Regions from separate parts of the Homo sapiens genome. Here all the other regions are linked to region 2. Evidence: chromatin contacts called from ENCODE Hi-C or POLR2A ChIA-PET data. All regions are on one chromosome and are shown on one strand. The core of a region is the stretch at or near the end of the contact, and the rest is flanking DNA. Distances in the headings are between cores, read along the strand shown. Region 1 has its middle 24 kb from the start of ANO6. Region 2 overlaps ANO6 (anoctamin 6). Region 3 overlaps ANO6 (anoctamin 6).

Region 1 (3,763 bases), core at 257-2,756, 43 kb after region 2:
TTTTTTCCCCTCTGTTCACTAAGTCAACAATTTAAACCCTGGTCCATCTCCAAATTCTCCCTCTTCTCAAATGCACCTTTGTTCCCTTTTTATTTTGAGAAGGTTTTTTTTTTTTTCTTTTTTTTAGACAGAGTCTTGCTCTGTCGCCAGGCTGTCATGCAGTGATGCGATCTCGGCTCACTGCAACGTCCACCTCCCGGGTTCAAGTGATTCTCCTGCCTCAGCCTCCCGTGTAGCTGCAACTACAGGCACATGCCACCACGCCCAGCTAATTTTTGTATTTTTAGTAGAGACGGGGTTTCACCATGTTGGCCAGGATGATCTCGATCTCTTGACCTCATGATCCACCTGCCTCGGCCTCCCAAAGTGCGGGGATTACAGGCGTGAGCTACCACACTCGACCTTTTTCTTTTTTTTCTATCAGGACCTAGTCCAGACCTCAGAATTCACAGGAAGTTCAGGTGAGGGAAGGCTGTATGGGGCAGAGGTCTTCCTCACCTATGTATTTTACCACCATTGGGGTAAATGTCGGGTGGCCTTGTTTTCCACATAGGTGTAAAGCATCCATGTGGAAAGGCAATCATGGCCCCAGGGAACCACCTTGGGTGGAAGGCAGATTCTGTCTTTCATGGCTACAGCTTCTCACAAAGGGGAGTCCATATACTTATACCCAGGATAGCAAACCTTCAGAGCCTCTTTCTTCCCCATATTCAGGGGCGGAAGAGAGGGCAGGAAGATAACTGACATGGTTTCTAAATGGCCACATTAAACAATATCCACCTTTGTGTATCAGGTTAGAAAAAAAGACTAATGAGTGGTAAGAGAAGAAAGTGGTTAAAAAGAAAGAATGAAGACAGAAAAAAAATTAAATGTCCTCATAGATGTCTCAGACCAAATACAGTATTTACAGGTAATACTTGTACAAACTTTCTAAACCTGGAAATACACACACTCAAACACATGGACACATGTAATATATAATACAAATAAATATCAATTTATTTTATTGGGGTCAGTGGGTCCCGAGAAGCAATATGGAAGGACGATCACTTATAGGTTTCCATTTTTCAAAGGCCAGCAAGCAGTCCAGGGATACCATAGAGACAGCATTTCTGAATCTAAACAGAGAAAAAGGCTATAAAGGGGCCATTGTTCTCACCTGGAACTTTTCATCCTTACCTGTTTTGTTTTTTTTTTTTAATTTAAAAATATCCCTGCAAAAGCATCTACCTTAAAACGGAATCAGCCAGTATCTTCATTATCAAACAGTTGTTAAAAACAATACACCTCTAAAAGTAGTAACTGTTTATAGAATGATAACGGGGAGGGAGGATACACTAGAGAGAAGAACCCTGCCCCCATCAGCATTTCCTCAAGCCCACTCTAACCAAACCATTTATAATTAACTCCTCATCCTGATAGGAGAACTAGTTCTGCTTATCCCCTCGCTGAAGAACAGTGACTTATCTTGCTGAGGATCAGTGACTCATCTATTGTTTTGGTAGTTAAGATGAAAGTGTAAAGGGCATTTCAAATCAGCTAGAGTAAGAACATGATAGCCATGCTGGTGGCTTCTCCTTTTATCTCTTCTGTGATATAAATACTACCCAAGGCTAAAGGGTGAATATTTGTTAATCTGGTCACTTAACAATGAGTCTTTAAAAAAAGTTGTTGAATTGTTTTTCCATAGGGATCCAAAAGGTCTAGTTATACATAAATAGGAGGAAAAAATGAGAGGAGATGCTTTTAAACAGTGTAGGCCCTCTAAGAAGCAAGGAATGGGAAGAATGTTCCCTGCTGTAGGGTTATGTATTTTACAGATTTGCTAAGCACTGAGTATACCCTCATATTATGTGCTAAGCAAATCTGTAAAATGAGAGAAAACATTCCAACTCAGCTTCCTCTTTTCAATTCTCTCCTCATACTTGTCTTAAAGTCTGCTCTAGAAAAAGAGTATCGGCCGGGCACGGTGGCTCACACCTGTAATCCCAGCACTTTGGGAGGCCAAGGTGGGTAGATCACCTGAGGTCAGGAGTTTGAGACCAGCCTGACCAACATGGTGAAACCCCGTCTCTACTAAAAATACAAAAACTAGCTGGGCATGGTGGCGGGCGCCTGTAATCCCAGTTACTCAGGAGGCTGAGGCAGAAGAATTGCTTGAACCCGGGAAGTGGAGGTTGCAGTGAGCCAAGATCACGCCATTGCACTCCAGTCTGGGTGACAAGATCAAGAGTGAAACTATGTCTCAAAAAAAAAAAAGAAAAGAAAAAGAAAAAAGAGTATCTACCTAGGTTGAAAATTAGAAGATCTCCAAATATGAACCTAGTAAGGGTAAACTTAGCTTAAGTCTTTACTATGCTACTTAGAAGCTGTGTCAACTTGGGCAAATTGCTTAACTTTTGTATGTCAATTTCCTTCTTTTGTGTGGGAAGAAGATACCTGATGGGGATAAAAATAGCTCACCCATTGTATATCAATGTTCTCCTCATGCAACAAATATTTACTTACTCTTACTGTGGGCTGTTCACTTGGGACATAGTGGTGAACAAGACACAGAACTCATCCTCAAGAAGCTTACAGTCTGATGAAAACTTTTATTTGAGTGCCTTACTACGTATGAGTCATGCATTTGCTAAGGACTTTCACATATGTGGCATCAATTAATCCTCACAATAGGAGTGTTATCACTCAGGATTTCTGGGCACTTACAACTTCCACTCTGATTGGCCTGTGGCTGAGTAGTTGTTCTTTCAATAAATATTTATTGAGGGCATACTATGTGCTGGGCACTGTGCTAGACATTGGAGATTTACTGGAGAATCTTGTTGGTGGATCAGCTGTATTCATTGGGCACCTCTCGTGTGAGGTTCTGGTTTTCTCATTTAGTCTTCAACATCGTGGATGTGTGGTAGAAATTATCCCCAGTTTACAGAAGAGGAAACTGAGATTCTGAGGGGTTAAACACAAAGGGCACATAGCAAGGATATTTTCAAGGTTATAGTCTGAACTGCTGTAATAAAGAGACTGCGAAATATAGTGGTTTCATTCATTAATGTTTATATTTCTGTCCCTCTTAACAGGCCACTGTGAGCATGCATTTCAGGTTGTTGGCGCAGCTCTGCTCCATGATGTCGATCTGAAACCCAGATTTTCCTTCTCTTGCCACTGTCATCTCCTGCATGGCCAAAGCTAGGTCACCATCATAGTCATGTTTCAGCCTATGGGAAGGGGGAAAGACAATATTCAAGGCAAGTAGCTTTGTCTCAAAGTAGATGCCCCCAAATTGTGGAAATCCTTTCAAATTACATCCTGCTAACCTGAACTTAGCTGCATGGCCCCATCTAGCTGCAAGCGAGGCTGGGAAATGTAGCTTATGGCTGAGTAGTGCTGTGCCCAGCTGAAACTTAGGAGATTCTACTAATTAGTAAACATAAGGTCACAATGAACACTAAAACAGTTAGTCTCTGGCATAGCTAGTAAGTGGTGAAGCAGGAATTTAAACTCAGATTTGCTTGAATCCAATGCCATGTCACTACCTCTTAGACAAAAGAGCTAGAGAACTCTGGTTCTGTTATCTGTCTGTCTGCAATGTAAAATAATGAATAAAAAAATTTCATTGGCATAGTTTAGGAACAAACAGTTGGAATTGTATGTCAAGTTCCCAAAAATGTGGGGGTGTTAAAATTTTTTTTTCTTATAGATGCCAATGTTTTCTCCACTTTTCTTGAAAACATCTTAAACTTCTAGCAGCCTGGCCTTGTGA
Region 2 (3,824 bases), core at 750-3,249:
AACCATAAAATCCCTAGAAGAAAACCTAGGCAATACCATTCAGGACATAGGCATCAGCAAGGACTTCATGTCTAAAACACCAGAAGCAATGGCAACATAAGCCAAAATAGACAAATGGGATCTAATTCAACTAAAGAGCTTCTGCACAGTGAAAGAAACTACCATCAGAGTGAACAGGCAACCTACAGAATGGGAGAAAATTTTTGCAATCTGCCCATCTGACAAAGGGCTACTATCCAGAATCTACAAAGAATTCAAATTTACAAGAAAAAAACAAATGACACCATCAAAAAGTGGGTAAAGGATATGAACAGACACTTCTCAAAAGAAGACATTTATGCAGCCAACAGAAACATGAAAAAATGCTCATCATCCCCCGTCATCAGAGAAATGCAAATAAAAACCACAATGAGATACCAACCCACACCAGTTAGAATGGCGATCATTAAAAAGTCAGGGAACAACAGATGCTGGAGAGGATATGGAGAAATAGGAATACTTTTACACTGTTGGTGGGAGTGAAAATTAGTTCAACCATTGTGGAAGACAGTGTGGCAATTCCTCAAGGATCTAGAACTAGAAATACCATTTGACCCAGCCATCCCATTACTGGGTATATACCCAAAGGATTATAAATCATTCTACTATGAAGACACATGCACACGTATGTTTATTGCAGCACTATTCACAATAGCAAAGACTTGGAACCAACCCAAATGTCCATCAGTGGTAGACTGGATTAAGAAAATGTGGCACATATACACCGTGGAATACTATGCAACCATAAAAAAGGATGAGCTCATGTCCTTTGCAGGGACATGGATGAAGCTGGAAACCATCATTCTCAGCAAACTATCACAAGGACAGAAAACCAAACTCATGTTCTCATTTATAGTTGGGAATTGAACAATGAGAACACTTGGACACAGGGTGGGGAACAGCACACACCAGGGCCTATTAGAAGGTGGGGGGCTGCAGGAGGGATATCATCAGGAGAAATACTTTATGTAAATGATGAGTTGATAGGTGCAGCAAACCAACATGGTACATGTATACCTATGTAACAAACCTAAATGTTGTGCACATGTACCCTAGAACTTAAAAAAATAATAATAATAATTAACAACTGACAGTGGCACATACAGTAGCTCTACCATTAATTTGACAATAAACTCTACAGGTTACCTCTTCACAGAATTTATCACTTTTTGAAAATTAAAATTTGAGCCAGATGTCTTCTAAATTCTGTTATATCACAACAGGATTGGGGCTATTTTGCCTATGCATGCACCTGTAACTAATTTCCTTCTCCTGAGGCAGAGAGGACCCTTCTCCCCTTCATATGTAGCCTCTTTCACTTCCAAGGACAGTCAGCCTGATCCAGCCAGGATCCCGGAAGGGGCACTGGAGGCTGCCTGGAAGAACTTGCCCCAAGGGTGGATTAAATACCTGGGAACACACCCAGCTCACAGCTGGAGGAAGGCCACCTGGGATGAGGCAGTCACCCAGAAATGTAGAGACAGACAGGCATGCTAGTTCAGGAATGCCGTCAGTGTGAGGGAGGGAAGGAAAAAGCCAGGAGTAGTTCTCAACTTTTTGGACTCCTGGTACACTTCCAAATACTGGAATTTTTGACTAGGGGACTTTTCTTGAAGCTGTTTTTGCACAAGACTGAGAAAATATCCATTTTCCATACTGAAGAATGAGGAGAATGCTCAAGAGCCACAGGTGCTGGAGTTAAAAGGCGGCATACCACCAAGCCTCCTTGCTAGTTCTGCTCAGATGTCATGCCACTCAACTAGGTCATTCCTCAGCCCTGAGAAGCTGCTTTTGAATAGAATTGTTTACTGCCAGGCCTGGATTTCTATTATGCCCAGGAGGTGGTTTTCCCACATTGCAGTAAACATTTGATCTTTCTTACGTGCCAAGCTGAAGTTAAGCCTCCCATCTCTTATTGCAGGAAACTGTACCCCACTCTTATTCACAGCCCTACTTAGAACAGACAGCACAATATGACTAAGGAAGACTTGTGAAAATACAACAGTTTCATCACAATTTAGGGCTAAGATTTAAGATACCACCAGTATGACAGCTAAAGAAGGGAACAGAAAAGTACAGCTCCTGTCACTAAATCTGTAGGCACAGACAGGCCACAACCAGAGTCTGCTACAGGAAGGAGGAGAAGTAGCACCACATTGGAGAGGACTTTATTTCCAGGGCAAGAGGGTGATTAGGAAACACTGACAAGAGCAACACAGAATCCAAAGAACTAAAGAGACTGAGGTCCTAGGCATGTTTCTGAGATAGGAGTTTGAACAACTGAGGAGGAAAAGGACAAGCCAAATTATTAGAACTGAAAGGTTACTGCTGGACTGATAGTAAACACTGACAAGAGCAACACAGAATCCAAAGAACTAAAGAGACTGAGGTCCTAGGCATGTTTCTGAGAAAGGAGTCTGAACAACTGAGGAGGAAAAGGACAAGCCAAATTATTAGAACTGAAAGGTTACTGCTGGACTGATAGTAAATGCTGAATTGTCTCATCTTGCCTGCCTGGAGTCAGAATTGGTTCCAGAGACTGGAATGTAGCTGAGCTAGGAAGTGGGAATCAAAAGCCCAGGGGTGGGGGTGGGGGGTTCTGTCAAGGCTGGAATTCAGTGAGAGCCTAAAGCCTGTTTTAACTCAGGCAGGGAAGATGACTAAGAGTGGAAACCAGGCTCGAAAAATCATGAGTCATTCTTAAAAGAAACCAACATCAGTGTCAGTAACTTCCCTGGGAACTTGGAAAAGGGGCCTGAACAAATATTTTGGAATCTAATATCCTGCACCAACACTGAACTGCTCCTTCATTTGGATAGGTCACTCTAACTTTTCCGTTCTCAGAGCTCTTTCAGTTACCAAACGAGACTAACAATATCTGTTTGCAATATTTTTACCAGTAAAAAAAAATCAGTAGGAAAAAAGGTGACCTTCTGGAGAAATAAATTATTACACATGAACTCCTTATACATAGGGAGAGTCTGCAAACAGTTCCCTCCGAACCAGTGTCACACTCATCAGTAAACTCATCAGTGCAATAATCCTCAGAATGAATGTGCAGTTCAGTTTCACAATTACAGCAGGACAATTAAAATCTGAATTTCTGTAAAATGAGATAGGAGTGAATTTTCCTCACACATTCTCTTCCAACTTAAGAACACATTTGCTAATTTCCTATAATTGGCAAGGCATTATGTGAACTGCTTAAAGAGATTACAAAAATAACTAAGACCAAAAGCTACCTGACTTTAAAGTAAAAACAGAATTAGAAGGTTAAGGATTGTTAGTCTGCTACCTATAAGAAACGAATACTTCAAGATTTAATTCAAAATACATTTTCTAGATATTCTTATAGTTCCAATACACTAGATTACTACTGATATCTATAACACAGATGAATCCCCAGAAAGATTGTGCTAAGTGAAGCCAGGCACAAAAAACTACATTTTACATGATTTCTTTAGAACGAAGCTCAAGAATGGGCAAAATCAATTTATGGAGGAAGTCTTTAAGTGCTTGCAGGGACCATGTGGAGGAAGGTTGACATGAAAGGGGTACAAGGGTGCTGGAAATGTCCTCCATCTCTTGTTTTGGGTGGTGGCTATACAACTGTCATAACTTAAACAGTTAACAGTACATTTTACTATATGTAAAATATGCTTTTACAATGTTAACCAAAAATATCACTGGACTAAATAAGCAGTACTAGGAATAGAGGGTTCAGACAAGAGCACAGGCAAAAGATAATGTTAATATTTCTTATACTTGATCTCAATGGCATTTAT
Region 3 (4,168 bases), core at 995-3,494, 34 kb before region 2:
ATTTTGTCATCAAAATATCCTTGCCAAACATTTTTTGCTAAAACTCTCTCTCCTGGAAGGCAGGGTGGGAAGTCCTTCTTGCTTTTAAGATCCTGGCCCATAGTACAGTGAGCCATAGACAGGTAAGAAATAACTTTTGCAGCCGGGCATGGTGGCCCACACCTGTAATCCCCACACTTTGGGAGGCCGAGGTGGGTGGATCACTTGAGGTCAGGAGTTCAAGACCAGCCAGGTCAACATAGCAAAACCCTGTCTCTACTAAAAATACAAAAATTAGCTGGGTGTGGTGGCATGCACCTGTAATTCCAGCTACTTGGGAAGCAGAGGTTGCAGTGAGCTGAGATTGCACCACTGCACTCCAGCATGGGTGACGGAGTGAGACTGTCTCAAAAAAAAAATAACTTTTGCTTTCTGAAGTTCTTTTCTGAAGCATGCATATAGGAATGGATTATTTTCAGCAATCCATGTGGACTGAGGAATAAAAAGTTACAGAACTTCAATTCAACAAATATTATCTGAAACCCCACTACTGTTACAGAAATAACAGGAAAGACAGGCCTGTTCTCCCGGAACTGACAGTCGGAGGGGAAAAAGAAGGAAGGATGCTGTTCAAATACAAAGGAAGGGGATCTTACCCAGGCTGGATGGGAGGTGAGTATGAGGAGTCAGAAAAGGCCTCCTGGAGGCAGGAACATCACCTGAAGGATGAGGAGGCATCAATAAATACAACAGGCCAATATAAGGGATGGTGTTAGGCTGCAGACAGAGCAGGAGGCGGCATCAGACCTGCCTCTGTAACAACAAGGACCTGACCTCGTACAAGCCATTTGACCATTTTTGCTCTCATTTTCCTTATCTATAACATGGGATGGCTAAGATGTCAGTTAACCTTAACTCTTGCTGTGCATCAAAATCACCTGAGCACCTTCTAAAAAGAATGGCTCCTTCCTCTGAAAGGTCGTTTCAGGTGGTGGGACCTCAGTGCTTCTTTCATGAGCTCTCCAGATGATGCTAATCTGCAGCCAGGGCTGAGAACCACTGGATGAGATGAGCTCTCAGGACCCTGACATCTCAGGTCTGTGGTTCACTACCCCTGGTGCACAATAACATCTTCTGGGAGCTTTTAGAAATCCCAGTGGAGGCTGCATTCCAATAATTAAACCAGATCTCTGGAGGTGGCCTCAGGCATCAGTAATTTCAAAGTTCCCAGAATGATGCCAAGCTACAACCAAGGTTGACAACTACTGTTCTGGGCCCTCTTAATACTTCAGTTCCCTATTATGGTCAATGAAGGATGGGAAAATTAAAAAGAAAACTACATTGAATTAACAAGAAAACTAAATGCCAAAGGCCACCGAAGGATCTTAAACGGGACTGTACCACACATGGCTGTGTGCATCAACCAGTGGGAAATGCCCAATCCAAAATGCTCTCAGGTCTAAATTTAAGATTCAATGGAATACTTCTATAAAATGGCTCCACGGTGTGTTCTCTGCAATACTTAGTTAGAAATTGATTTGCATGGTTGACTGTAATATGAACATTACATTCCCTACCCCCGAGGTTACTTAAATCCACTTATTAGGCAATGGTGAACTAAACAAACAGTAATTAGAAACACTCCAGACTACCTTTTAAATCTGTTGCTAAATTATGTTTTTCCTGCACCAAAGCCCATACACACAGCATGTCCACAAGCATCACAAAACCAAAGCCTCAGAAATATTTACACTAATAAGGGCATAAGCTACCTCTGGGCCTTCACACTGGATTCTGCAGGGAAGTAAGGGCTGCCTTAGAAGAAGACTATTCATTACTGTTATTTCTCACATCTGGGTAAATAAAGCACTGCCCCCATGTGGTTAGAAATCCCAGGTGAAAATGAACTCTCCAGGGGTCTGGAAATGAAGAATACCTCTGATAGACTGTCTCATTTCCTGAAATGAGTCAGAAATGAAAGTAATTCCTCAGAAAAGAACATCTGCACTATGGCACAGCTTATAAAATAATGCCAGATGATACCTGTGGCTAAGAAGCTGGCCCCAGAGAAGAAGGGAGGGCCTGGGAACAGCACCAGAGCCTCTGCATTGCACTTAATCTCAAGGCTGCCGCTGTTAGCTTGGAGGGTCTGCAAATCCAATGAGCGGCCAGGCGTCCTGGTCTCCACCATAAATCTTGATTAGCAGTAAGACTGCTCACATTCCATTAGAGAGCTGGCCCCTTGCCAATGGGTGGAAGCAGCCAGAAAGGATGCATGTGCTGCCCTGAGCACGGAAATAGCAATTCTTACAAGAAAAATTGTTTTCCTTAGCTAAAAATAGTCTATGCCCGTTAATGATCCAGACAGACCTTTCTTCCTGGGGAGGACTATGACCTAATGTTGCCAAGGAAAGCCCTTTCCCTTCCTATTATTGCAGGAAGAAGAGGTATTGGCATGTGGTCAGGTACTGGAGGACAGGAAAGAATGAAATGCCTTTCACAACAACTCTTGTAAAGACCAATAAACAGGAAGGTGAAAAACAAAGATGGTTTTCACCAAGATCAGAGCCCAGTTATTCTTCTTAGGTAGCTCTTCATTATTTTTTTCATCCTGGTTAAGTATGTATGTATGTATTTTATTTATTTATTTATTTAATTTTTGAGACAGGGTCTCACTCTGTCACCCAGACTGGAATGCAGCGGTGCAATTTCAGCTCACTGCAACCTCCACCTACCAGGTCCAAGCAATTCTCCTGCCTCAGGCTCTCGAGTAGCTGGGATTACAGGCATGTACCACCACACCTGGCTAATTTTTGTATTTTTGTAGAGATGGGGTTTCACCATGTTGGCCAGGCTGGTCTTGGAATCCTAACCTCAAGTGATCTGCCTGCCTTGGCTTCCCAAAGTGCTGGGATTACAGGCATGAGCCACTGTGCCCAGACCTGGGTTTGTAAAAGGAATCCAGCACTACTGTTTGTAATGGAGTAGTGGGGGAACTGGAAACAATCTACACGCCTGTTAATAGGTGATTAGGTAAATTATAGTACATACACAATGGAATACTATGTAGTTATTTAAAAGCCTAATCTGTGTGCAGATATAGAGATATCTGTACTCTCTCTGACACACTAATACATTAAAAAATGCACCTGGCCTTTTTAAACATTTGTGTAAATGATTTTAAAGAAGTTTCCTAAAATAGGAGAGGGTTGGGAGAGAGAGTTATTTTTCTTTTATACCCTTCAATACAGTTTTGACTTATCTTTTCATATACCTGTACCCTTCCCCTTTTAATAATAGGCACTAAATAAGTGGAGGGCTATTTCCGGTTTCTTCTTTATGCTAGCCTCTTCATACATAATTTACAACAAGTAAGTGCTATTTTTTTTGAGATGGGAGTCTTGCTCTGTTGCCCAGACTGGAGCACACTGGCATGTTCTCAGCTCACTGTAACCTCCACCTCCCTGGTTCAAGCGATTCTCCTGCCTCAGCCTCCCGAGTAGCTGGGATTACAGGTGCCCGCCACCATGCCTGGCTAATTTTTATATTTTTAGTAGAGACGGGGTTTCACCACACTGGCCAGGCTGGTCTCAAACTCCTGACCCTCAAGTGATCCACCCGCCTCGGCCTCCCAAAGTGCTGGGATTATAGGCGTGAGCCACCATGCCTGGCTAGTAAGTGCTATTTTAAATAGATGTTATGGAATCATAACTCCCCAAAAATCAGATGTGGAAGCCCTAACCCAAAGTACCTCAAAATGTGACTGGATTTGGAAAAGACAGGGTCTTTAAAGAGGTGATTAAGTTGAAAATGAGAGTGTGAGAGTGTGCCCTAATCCAATCAGACTGGTGTCCTTAAAAGAGGAAGAAATTTGGACACAGAAAGATACCAGAGTGCATGCCCACAGAGGAAAGACCATGTGAGGGCACAGAAAAGGTGGTCGTTAGCAAGCCTCAGGAGAAACCAAATGTATTGACACCTTGACCTTGGACTTCCTAGCCTCCAGAACTGTGAGAAAATAAGTGTCTGTTGTTTAACAACCCAGTCTAAAGTATTCTGTCATGGCAGCCCCAGCAAACTAATATAACAGATAAATAGATGGATGATTCAATTCAAATAGCACAACATGGATACAGTCACCCACAAGAGTCTTCAACAGGTGAAAAGCCCACTATGTCCACCGTGATGC

Evidence for each region. Hi-C counts contacts between places; a loop is a spot of excess contacts on that map. ChIA-PET counts read pairs that join two places held with the same protein, here RNA polymerase II (POLR2A). Pooled maps may share reads with other maps.
Region 1: a map of endothelial cell of umbilical vein shows a loop between it and region 2 (3-fold over the local background). The contact joins two enhancer-like sites. A Hi-C loop is called at or near these places in 3 of 168 maps with a recorded cell type or tissue (Caco-2, PC-3 and endothelial cell of umbilical vein), 1 of 37 single-sample maps with no recorded cell type and 10 of 50 pooled maps. POLR2A ChIA-PET finds 5 or more read pairs at or near these places in 6 of 52 experiments (AG04450, H1, RWPE1 and 3 more).
Region 3: a loop to region 2 is called in a map of endothelial cell of umbilical vein, with 8 times the contacts of the local background. The contact joins two enhancer-like sites. A Hi-C loop is called at or near these places in 20 of 168 maps with a recorded cell type or tissue (Caco-2, Calu3, HepG2 and 13 more) and 17 of 50 pooled maps. POLR2A ChIA-PET finds 5 or more read pairs at or near these places in 11 of 52 experiments (BJ, Caco-2, GM12878 and 8 more).

Annotation. Positions count from the first base shown.
Region 1 is chr12:45,190,279-45,194,041 of GRCh38, reverse strand. It overlaps the pseudogene PLEKHA8P1. Among named protein-coding and RNA genes, the nearest start is that of ANO6, 24 kb to the left of the region's middle. Within about 2 kb of position 1,506, at least 3 of the 41 ENCODE cell types and tissues checked have a DNase peak (open chromatin) inside an H3K27ac peak, as active enhancers do.
Region 2 is chr12:45,233,531-45,237,354 of GRCh38, reverse strand. All of the region lies in intron 1 of ANO6 (anoctamin 6), which reads right to left. Among named protein-coding and RNA genes, the nearest start is that of ANO6, 19 kb to the right of the region's middle. Within about 2 kb of position 1,999, at least 27 of the 41 ENCODE cell types and tissues checked have a DNase peak (open chromatin) inside an H3K27ac peak, as active enhancers do; they include PC-3, PC-9, ascending aorta and 4 more, where a contact is called at or near this core.
Region 3 is chr12:45,266,992-45,271,159 of GRCh38, reverse strand. All of the region lies in intron 1 of ANO6 (anoctamin 6), which reads right to left. Among named protein-coding and RNA genes, the nearest start is that of ANO6, 53 kb to the right of the region's middle. Within about 2 kb of position 2,244, at least 26 of the 41 ENCODE cell types and tissues checked have a DNase peak (open chromatin) inside an H3K27ac peak, as active enhancers do; they include PC-3, PC-9, ascending aorta and 4 more, where a contact is called at or near this core.